2 separate regions of the Homo sapiens genome follow, and region 2 is linked to region 1. Evidence: chromatin contacts called from ENCODE Hi-C or POLR2A ChIA-PET data. All regions are on one chromosome and are shown on one strand. The core of a region is the stretch at or near the end of the contact, and the rest is flanking DNA. Distances in the headings are between cores, read along the strand shown. Region 1 holds the start of ARHGEF16 (Rho guanine nucleotide exchange factor 16). Region 2 holds the start of SMIM1 (small integral membrane protein 1 (Vel blood group)).

Region 1 (5,119 bases), core at 2,317-4,816:
TCCTGTCTCCCCATGTCTGTGAGCCCTTGCGGGGCAGGGACAGTTTCCTGTTCGTGTCCCCACAGTCGGGCTCAGATTCCACACTGAAGAGCAAATGCCTGCCTCGGCACGTGCTCTGCCCTGGTCTCCTAGTACCTTGATTCTGTGTCTTCCCAGAGAGGCCCTGGTGTTCCGTGCCAAGAACCAACTTGCAAGGGGACTTGGCTCAAAATGAGCAGAGGCTGGGCCAGGGCAGCCCCATAGAGGTTCTGGGCCCATCTGTGCCACTTTTTGGGCGACTTCCTGCTGCTTCTCCTCAGGGTGGGCTGGAAAGGACCTCCCATGGCTGAGCCCTGGGGCCCAGAACTCTCTCTTTTCTCTTTACCACTAAATACCCCACCTGGTATCCCCAACACATATAGTTATGGGGCATGAGGGACTTGCCAGGAGGAGGCGTGCAGCAGAGGCGAGCAGGCGGAATCCATGGTCTCTGGGCAGTCTCAGGGGCCCCCGCCTGGCCGGTCCAAGCAGGTGGAATCTGTGGTCGCTGGCCAGTCTCAGGGCCCCCTGCCCAGCCTGTCCGTTCCTGTCCGTACTTGGCCTTGGCTGATCTGCTGGATCTCGGACCCAGTGTTGGTTGGGTGGGCCGCTCTGTAGCCCCGCCCTCCTGCCCCCTTATCCTTCCGGAGAGATGGGCTTCTAGTGAGTCTAGTGGGCGCCAGCCCCGTGCCTCCAGCATCCCCATAGCAGTACAATCTCCCAGCCAGCGCCTTGGGCTCTGGGCACAGCTGCTGTCACGGCCACCAGGACCCAATTGCCCCAAGTTTGCTGCCCCTCCGGTTAGGATGTTGCACAGGCCTCCAGCTTCATGTGGTCCCACCCTCAGGCATTTCTGTCCCTCCTACCCTGGCCTCTAGGTCCGGCTGACCCCACTCGGCCCAGTGGGGCGCGGCCTCTCTAGCACCTGTCCATCCAACCTCAGTGAAGGCAAACTCAAGCTACAATGATGCCCTTGTACTCCGGTAATTCTGCCCGTCAAACTTCGGACTCAGTCACATAATCGGGGGGAGGACTTGCTTTTGCAAATCATGCAGCACACATCAGCCAGCTCCGTTTGCAAGGTGGCCAGGGATTTGGCTCTGCGGCCTTCACTGGGGCAGTTTTGGCCCCCAGGGCACATTTGCCAACGTCTGGGGACACTGCTGGTAGTCAGGAGTCCTGGCTACTGGTTGGCAAGGCTGCTGGAGAGACCTGTTATCTGGATCAAGGTCCCTAGGGCTGCGGTAGGGAAATCCTAGGCAGCTAAGCAGAGAGCCACCCTGCGCGGTGGGGGCGGGGAAGTGCACCTGGCCCTCCCACCTGGACATAGCTGGTTCAGCCCAAAGTGCATTCCAGTCACTCCCCAGCTCCGGCTCTGAATGAGACATCCCATAAACCCAGCTGCTGTCCCTGGCTCTGCTGCCACTCACGGGGTTCCCCCAAAGGGTGGGAATCAGAGCCTGCCTCTGACAGGTGCCCGTGTGGGTGACAGGTCTCCTGCCACCCGTTCACCCGCTGTAGGACAGACACACAGACAGTGCCCTCTGAATGCCCTGTCATCCACTGTCTTCTGCCCCTCCCCAAACTTCTGGAAGGTGGGTATTTTCCCGGGCAGGTAAGGAAACCAGGTGCAGAGGGAATGTGGCCTGCGGGGGTGGGACTGCTGGCCAGGCCCTGTCCTGACCTGGATGGCTGTCCCCAAATGGGGACCGGGGGGAGTGGGGGTTCTGGCCTCAGCCAGGGAGTCACTAGAAATAAGGACGCTGCTCCAGACGGATGGTCCCCTGTGCTAAGGACAGGAGCAGCCCAGATCCATCTGGAAACCAAAACTAAAACTCAGACCCAAACTCGCGGGGAGCGCCTGCGCCTGGATCACAACGTGAACACAGATGGCCATCCTCAGGATGGGGACCTGCGCGTCACATGTGAGCTGTGGGGACCCTGGCACGCCGCTTCTCACTGCTTCACCTCTGTGCCTCAGTTTCCTCATGTGTAGGTGGAAAGTGCTTCCCACATAGGGTGGTCCTGTGGGTCAGAGATGGCCCCCGAAGAGCCAGCGACCTCAGGGAGGCCCCCCAACAAGGGTTTCTCCCCAGTGTCCAGGTGGAGGGAGGGCCCATCCCACCCTCCAGGTGACTTTGGTCCAGGTGACTTACTTCTTCCAGGAAGCCCCCAAGACACCTCCCTTCCAGCAAGACTGGGGTGGGTGAGGAGTGCCTACCTTCAGCCCATGGCTCCTGCTCTGGACAGTACCTTTCATCTCACCCTGTTCCCCTCTGCTGGCTGTGGGCATCGCACAGCAGGGTCCACGTCTGCCTGGCACACTTGTGGGTCAACATCTTCTAACTCAACACTCCTACTAGTCCCATTTTACGGATGAGGAAACCGAGGCCCCAAGAGCTGCTTAGTTCACAAAGAGCCAGGATGTGAGCCTGAAACCCACACACCTGGGAACTATGCCACGGAGGGGTCAGGACCTGCAGCCAGGCACAGCACCTGGACCCTCTTGCTGGACCCCCAGCCAGGCCCACACGCACCCCCTAGGCCCCCATGTTAGGTGGTGCACAGACTGTTCCCCTCAAGGACACAGAGAAGATTCAGGCCTTGATTCAGGTCAGAAGCAGAGGTCACCAAGACCTGCCATCGCTGCCACTCCCTCAGTCCCCCCACCTGCTCAAATCTCAAAAGGGATACTGTTCCCATTTCACAGACGCAGAAAGAGGCTGAGCGGCCAAGACAAGCGGCCACGGCTCCCTGGTAGGTGGGACGCACCCCTCCCCCTCCCCATCTCCCTTCTCAGGGGAGACAAAGCAGGTCCCTCCCTGCCACCGCCCACCAAGGTCAAGGGTGGGGGAGGGGCGTATGGTTTGGGTTTGTCTTGGGTGTGGGGTTCTTCCTTCTCGGGGCTTTTCTGAAATTTTGGGGCCAAAGCAGGTTTGGGTGTCAGATTCCCCAAAGAGCTCCCGGGAGGGTCGTTCTGTTCCGCCCCCCACCCCATGCTCTTTCAAACTCCCTGGGGCTTCCAGAGTCCTCGGCGCTCAAGTCTGAACCCAGGTTCCGGTTGCATGGAAGTTTTCCTTTAGGAAGAGGAAGCGGCCACTCGGGGTCAAGAGAGGGCAGCGAGCGAGCGGGCGGGGGCAAGCAGGGGGCTGCCTGGTGTGTGTGGGGGGGCGGGTCCAAAGTCGCATCCGGCTCAGCCCGCGAGCCCCGCCTCTCCCGCCCCGGCGGAGCCCCAGGAGGGTCGCGAAGTTGTTGCGGCTGCCGGGGCGGGGCTTGCGGGAAAAGCGAGGGGGAGGAGAAGCGCCCCGGGTTCCCGGCGCCTCCCCCGGGCTAATCCCCCCACCCGGCTCCCCCGAGCCCCGACTCACCTGTCCCCCGGCTCACCTGTCCCCCAGGCTCACCTGCGCCGCGGGGCGGAGGGACGGAGGGGCGGCGCGCTGGCGGTGCAGCTTCCAGCGCCGGGTCCTGTCCTGTCCTGCAGCCGCTTCGCTCCTGCGGCAGCGCGGTCCGGCCCGGGGCGCCTCCTCCGCTTCCTGCGCGGTCTGGCTGGAGGGCGGCGGCTGCGGCCCCGCAGGTGGGCGCTGGGCGGGCGGGGCTGCTCCGGGTCCGAGGGCCCGGGCGGGGAGGGCCGGGGAGGGGGCGGGGCGCGTCCCGGGCACCTGTGGCGGCGCCGCCTGCGTCACAGGTCACAGCCCCACCTGGGCCGGCTGGAGCCCACGTGATCGCCCGGACTGGATCGCGCCTCTCGATTCCCGCCGAGCCGCCGCCGCCCGGTGCCTGCGCCTTCCCTCCCCGCGCCCACGCCCCCTCGAGGCCGGCCCGGGAGTCGCCTGCCAGGCGTGGGGCCAGAGCGGCTCGGCTCCCTCCTGCGTCACTGTCCTTCCAGGCCCCGCTCCACTGCCTCCTCCAGGAAGCCTTCGGGGAAGGAGACCAGCCCTGCGGGGACCGATGTTTGCTGTAGAAAGGCCCGGCCCTCTGGATTCTTGGAAGCCAGGCGGCCAAAGACAGCCAAGAGGGCGCAAAGCACTCTGGCCACCTTTTTGGTGTGGTTGAGTCGCGGTCATCCCCATTTCACAGAGAAGGACCGAGTCCTGGAAAGGAAGGCGCTCGCCCTCGTGCACAAGGCTGAGCCTGGACTCCGAGCCTGGCCTTTCCTTGCTCCGCCTGCTGGGAACCCGTGTGAAAGTGAGGGAGGGCCCCGGGCAGAGGCTGCAGCAGCCCCCCAGCTGGGGGTTCAGGAATCAGGCCACCTGGTGCTGTGGGAGGGGCTGGGGGCTGAGCCAAGCCTCCCAAGCTTGGGCCTGGCCATTCAGGAATGTGACCTGAGGTCCCAGGGCTCAGACCCACTTCTGACCTGCCTCCATCATCCCCTTTTCAGGAAAGGCCTGTTGCCAAAGGCCTCCATGTGAACATCCACACTGGGCTTTGGGTCAGCTTCTACCAGCGTCCCCTCACTGACCCCAGGCCTTGGGGTCGTGGGCCGGGCACCGGTGTGCCAGCCAGAGGCACTGACCACCCTCCTCCCAGGACCTGCCTCCCTGGCCTGGGCGGCCGTGAGATCCCGTTGCGGGTTGAGGAGACACCACAGGCTCTGGGGCTGTCACTTGGCATTTTCTCAGGTGTCATAGGTAGAGGGGCGGCCTGCCCTGCCCCTCCTGCTCTGGTCGCCCCACCCACTAGTCCCCCAATGTCTGCCCTGTGGCTGGGGCTGCCTGGGTGTCAGGTGCCATCTGGGCAGGGCACAGGCTGGCCTCAGGGATGGGTCCCGTGGGCCATCCATCCCCTGGGAGGGAGGGTGGATGAGGGAGGAGCTAAGAGTTGACCCCTGTGGGCTGCAGCCTCCACCTGGAGCCGCCTGTGGGGAGGTTCCACTTCCAGGCAGCTCTTGGGAAAGGCAGGTGGCTGCTGCCCTCCTGAGTCCATGATGGGTACTGCACCGACGAGGCCCGGCCTGCCGGAGGGAGCTGGGGTGTCCCGGAGCCTTGACCCGTGAGGGGACTGAGGTGCGGTGGGGTCACTGAGGCCCAGTGAGGGGACAGAAGCCTTGCCCCAGGCCAGTCAGCAGGACCCAGGTTCCTGATTCCCACTGAGTGCTTTCCTG
Region 2 (5,176 bases), core at 653-3,152, 320 kb before region 1:
TACAGAGACAGGAGGGTCGTAGGGCTGGGTGGCTGCCCAGAGCAGGAGGGGCCCGGCCCCAAGGCCAGCTCCCTGCTGGGCTCCAACTCCTGCAGACCTGGGACTCATCTTTGCATCTCGGCACTCAGCTCGGTGCCTGGCAGCCCAAGTGCCCAGAGGGGCGAGGAGACCACGGGGACTGAGCAGGAACTCCAAGCACTAGCACAGCTGCCCGGCCGGCCTGAGCCAGCCCGGACTCTAAGCACCTCCTTTACCCTCTGGCCTCTGTTTCGACCTCCTATTTACCTAAGGGGGTGTGGGGGTGGAGGAGTTGGAGGGGGCACGAGAAGTTGACAACCCACCCAGGCTGTGGGACTGGGGTCAGCTCTCTGGTCTGCTGGGCCCCCAGTGTCCCCTCTCAGCATCTGGCCCCCAGGAGTGGGGTCCTCGGGCAGGCAATGGCAGGCCCCTCACTTCTAGGAGCTGAGGCTTTGCTGGGCCCCCTCCAGCGGGGAAGGCTGACCTTCCTCCCAGGTCATCGGCACAGAGGCCTAAAGGCACAGCAGCCACTCCCCTGCAAGAAGCCAGCTCAGAAACTCAGGCCCCAGGCAGTTCTGAGACTCCCGGCACTTCCATGTCTGCCTTCCCCCAAAGCCCAGAGAGGCAGAAGGAGCTGTCTCAAAGCCATAAAGTGTGCCTTCGGTGGGAGCCCTGGCTCAGTGCAGCCTGGCACTCAGGCCCGGAGAGGCCCAGCCTCTACTGGAGTATGGGTGCTGTTTTCCCGGAGCATGTGGAGCGGTCAGCTGCCTACCCGAGGTTCACGCCCTCTTGCCTGGTGTGCAGAATCCCATTCTGGTCCCAGCAGCAATGTGCCAGCCCCAGGTAACAGCCATGACCCGGGTAAGACAAGCTTAATACCACCACCCCTGCTTTCCCAAGTCACCCAGCTGGGGTCCAGGAGCCAGGGTGCAGCAGGGGATGGGAGAGTTTGCTTCTGTGAAAGCAGCAGCAGCCACCTCCTTCTTCCAGACTCGACGTGATGGCTGGAGCTGCTGGAGCTGCAGCAGCCGCCTTGCAACCCGACATCCACGCAGCATTAGTCTCGGGAGTGCTGAGGCTCCAAGTCCACAGCAGCAGCCCACCATGGGCCTCCCGGTGGGAGGGGTCAAGCCCAGTGTGTTCAACTCTGGGATCATGGGTTCCTGTCTTGCTGACGTAGAACACGTTGTTCCCAAGTCACCCCGGTGCACAGCCACCAGAGCCGGCCCTTGAGGCTGGCCTCCCTCACTTGCTCAGTAAACGTCTCTCCACACTCATGTGATGGTCACAGGTGTGGCGGCAGGAACCCATCAGGGACTCCCCTCCAGGCCCTGGGAGGCTCCCGGATCCTGGCACCTCCTGGGGGCTTGTGAGTGCAGGAAGGCCCTAGGTACACAGGCGCCCCTCCATAGACCTCTTCACCCCACAGCGCCTCAGGGCCCCACACTTACCCGGAGAACCTTGCCTGAGGGCTGGGGCCTCTGGGCCAGGTTGCGGTCAGGGCCTGGCCAGCGGCCCGCACCTCCCAGCGGGGCAGGTCGTGGGCTGAGGTGCGGCAGACGCCTCGAGCCTAAAAAAATAAAGGTGACCGGAGAAGCCGATCTTGCTAAGGGCCGGGAAGGGAAAGTGGCTGGTGTCGGGGGTCCCCAGCAGCCACAAGGAGCCGGGCAAGGAGCCGGGCGGGCAGTTCCGGCCCTGGCCCCGCACCGCGGGTTAGGCCGGTGGGGGTCAGTCCAGGGCACGCCCCCACCCCCGCCAGTTCTCAGCCAGCGAGGCCGCGCACAGTCGCACCTGCCCACTGCGGCCGCACCGGGAAGCCGCAGCCCGGACCCCGCGCGCCTCACCTGTGTCCCCGCGTCTCTGGGCTCCGCAGGGGCCGGGCCTGGGCAGGGGGCGAGGGCGGGGGCGGGGCCACGCGGGGAAGGGCTGGAGCCAGCAGCGGGGAGGTGTCTGGTCCGGAAGGTGGCGGGGCTAGAGTGGTGGGCGGGGCCATGCGGGGAAGGTCTGGGGCCAGTAGCGGGGAGGCGCCTGGTCCAGAAGGGGCCGGGGGCGGGGCGAGAGGGGGCGGGGCGAGAGGGGGGCGGGGCCATGCGGGGAAGGGCTAGGGCCGCAGCGGGGAGGCGCCTGGTCCAGAAGGGGCTGGGGGCGGGGCGAGTGGGGCCGGGAGACGCCTCGTCCGGAAGGGGCCGGGGCTCTAGGCCGCCCAGCCCCGGGGCCAGGAGGTGCAGGGGGGCCGGGCAGGGTCTGCAGAGGGCTGCACTTTCTGCCCCCAGACGGCTCGCCCTTGGGGCCTCCAGGGTCCCCGACCTCCTTCACCCCTGCTGGAGCCCCTCCGACGCCACGAGCCTCCCAGCCCCGCGGGGACCCGGCTGCAGCGCCGACGAGACTGCGGGAGGCTCTGGGCGCGTCTGGGCCTGAATGCTGGGTTCGGGGACCCGGCCGCGGGGACCGTCCTCCTCCGGGGCTTGAGGGGCGTGGCGCCCGCACGTGGCCCACGCTCGGTGCTCGCGGCGGGAAGGGAAGCAGGTGTGGGTGGGGAGCAGAGAAGGGTAATGGGGAGAGTCCCTTCCGAAGGTGTTCAGGCGCCCAGAGCCTCAGAGGCGCCGGGGAAGCGTCGGGGACCACAGACACCGTTCCCGTGCGTAAAGCTTTCCTTCCAGGAGCGGGGGGATGGGAACAGAGCCCCCCACCCTCACCATCTTCCAGAGGGGTCCTCCAGCAAGAGAGTGCCCCAGCCAGGAGAGCCCCCAGGGCAGAAGGTCACAGACCCCTTCTGCTCAGGCGTGAGGTCTGTGCTGAGTGCTGGGCGGACACCCCGGCTCAGGCCTCTGGCAGCCTGGTGCCGCAAGGGGACCTGTTAGGAGCTAGGGGCACAGGCTGGTGTGCTGACTCCCTGTGAGTGAGCTTTGGAATGGGGAGTGTCCTTGTAGCTCAAGGTCGCAGAGGAGAGTAGGCCCCCGCGTGGATCCCAGAGAAGAAAAAGGTGGGACAGTGCCAACACCGGGGTTTAATTCTGAGTCTGAGAGCAGGACGCATGGTGGGGGCGGGTGGTTCTGGAGCTGGGCCCCGGCCTCTGCTGGGCTGACCGTATTTGGGGGCCTGGCTGGGCCTACTTGGAGGTCCCCTTCTTGGATTTGCTGGTCAGGAAGGCCTCTGACTGTTGCAGGGGGGGCACTTTGACGCCTTTCTGCTTCAGCTGATTATAGTAGTCGCTTCTCTCTGAGATAATTCTCTACACAAGAAACACAGCCGTCGAGGTGGCCTTCCCAGTTCCTCACCTTGGCCTTGAGGCCGGTCTGCACAGTCCGTGCCAGCTGCCCGGGACGCCACCCTCTCCTCCTCCTCCAGAGAGGCTTGCTGCAGCAGGGGTGTGCTGGTGAATACTTACAACCGGCTCTCCAGGGGGAGAAAAAACAAACAACCCTCGGCTTTGTGGCGTTGCCAGTTTCTGTGGTGGGAATATTCCCACAGTGGCTGATTTTCAGCCACGGAAGTGAAGTCACAGAATGCGGAGCCGGGGGCAGGTGCACACCACCAGCCCGCAGAAGCCTGCACTAAGCCCCCTCTTCAGCCCTCTTAGAGTTGTGAGGAGCCCCAGACTCCTAGAGATCTTTGAGGTCGTCACATCTGTCCCTCAAGTCCCTTCTGTCCTGTACAGAGGGAATGTTGTCCCCACCTCTCTTCCATTCTCCTCTCTGGGCCGTTGCTGGTTCATGTCAGGCTATGGCAAGCAAGCAAAGGTGCTCTTCCCTGGCTACTGTGCGGTGGGAATAACTCCCTCCATCCTCTGTCTTCCCTCTTCTCTTCCTCTTTCTCTCCCCTTCCTCCTCCCCTCCCCCAGACAACAGTACCAAGGCCGCAGAGACCTCTCTCCACATTACAGCTCTGCAGGAGAGGCACTGTCCAGGGCCCCCCACTCTGCAGAGGAAGGGAACCAGGCCCCAGGAACGTGGGTGCTGGAAGGTCAGGGGCACACACTGGGGTTCAAGGGCAGCCCCAGAGGGTGAAGTGTGGGTCTTGGGAACAAAAGCAGCTCCTGGTGAGAGGTGACCCCTTCGTAGTACACAGCCCCACACAGAGCCATAGCCGGTGCCCGGCTCCCAGAGCTCTGAGTCTTACGACACCTTGCAGGTGAGCATGCGCTGTCCATCACAGAGGGAGGCATCTATGGCTCAGAAAAGTGAGTGTGTGGCCCCCAGCTGGTGGGTGGTGACCCCCTCATGCCCAGTGACCCCAAGGCCTGAATTCTCCTACACCCCTCTACTTCTCCGAGGCCCTTGCTTGGGGACCCCTGGTCAGGAAGGAGCCCAGGAGGCTGTGGCCGGGGTGGGAGGGGTCTGCACCAGGGCCCTGGATCAGTGGGTGGTGATACCAGCGGAGGGGACCAAGCTGGACAAAGCCGGGGCTGGGCTCCTGCTGTGGGAGAATCTTCGTGCCCTGAGCGGCTTGTCCCCTCTCCACAGCGCTCAGGATGGGTTGTGGCAGTTACTGCTGGTCTCTGATGCCCGTCCCCCGTTTTGCTGAGAGTAGCTAAGACTCCCGTGCCATGCCCCCACCTGCCTTAGGATGATTTGATCCCCTCTGCCTGAGCTGAGAGAAAGGAGGGTCCTGGGGTCCAAGTGAATAGGTGACACAGGTAGGATGAGAACAGAGTCCCTGGAATCTAGGCCCCCCACAACCCCCTACCACAGCTCTGGCCTGGGGGTCTGGGGCCCGGATAGAGGCAGCTGAGCTTAGGGGTATACCTGCAGGGCTTCCAGGATGTCATTGTCAGAGATCTCGTTGGCCAAGGACTTGGTCCCGGAGATGCTAAAGGTGGCCTGGATGATCTTATTCCTTAACCTCTCGAGCTGTGAGCAAAGGGACAACACTATCATTCGCCTTTACCCAAGAAGGCACCTGGCCAGTGGGCTGCACCCCCCACCACCTTATTTTTTATGTACCAGGAAGGAACAGCTCACCCTCACTTTTCATGGCTTTAGAAACTGGAAACAGGTGTCAGAGAAGTCAATGTGGATTGTCTGAGAGCTAGGAGGTGCCGGATCCAACCCCTGACCCTGTGCGGCCCAGCCCCAAAGCCCAAAGACTCTCCTACACCAGGTGGGCTTTTCTAATTGGAAAGTAAAACCTACACACACATATATATATATTTTTAAAC

What was found. Hi-C counts contacts between places; a loop is a spot of excess contacts on that map. ChIA-PET counts read pairs that join two places held with the same protein, here RNA polymerase II (POLR2A). Pooled maps may share reads with other maps.
Region 2: a pooled map shows a loop between it and region 1 (6-fold over the local background). The contact joins the promoter of SMIM1 here to the promoter of ARHGEF16 in region 1. A Hi-C loop is called at or near these places in 5 of 50 pooled maps. POLR2A ChIA-PET finds 5 or more read pairs at or near these places in 2 of 52 experiments (H1 and HepG2).

What each region holds. Positions count from the first base shown.
Region 1 is chr1:3,453,112-3,458,230 of GRCh38, reverse strand. It overlaps ARHGEF16 (Rho guanine nucleotide exchange factor 16), which reads right to left and starts at 3,566. Exons shown (of 15, transcript NM_014448.4): 1 at 3,420-3,566. RefSeq lists enhancers at 219-970, 4,732-5,119.
Region 2 is chr1:3,769,475-3,774,650 of GRCh38, reverse strand. SMIM1 (small integral membrane protein 1 (Vel blood group)) reads right to left here and starts at 1,902. Exons shown (of 4, transcript NM_001288583.2): 1 at 1,863-1,902; 2 at 1,470-1,588. It overlaps CCDC27 (coiled-coil domain containing 27), which reads right to left. Exons shown (of 12, transcript NM_152492.3): 11 at 4,764-4,868; 12 at 3,006-3,250. The coding sequence ends at 3,128. RefSeq lists enhancers at 523-1,038, 1,039-1,554, 2,841-3,519 and a silencer at 1,616-2,495.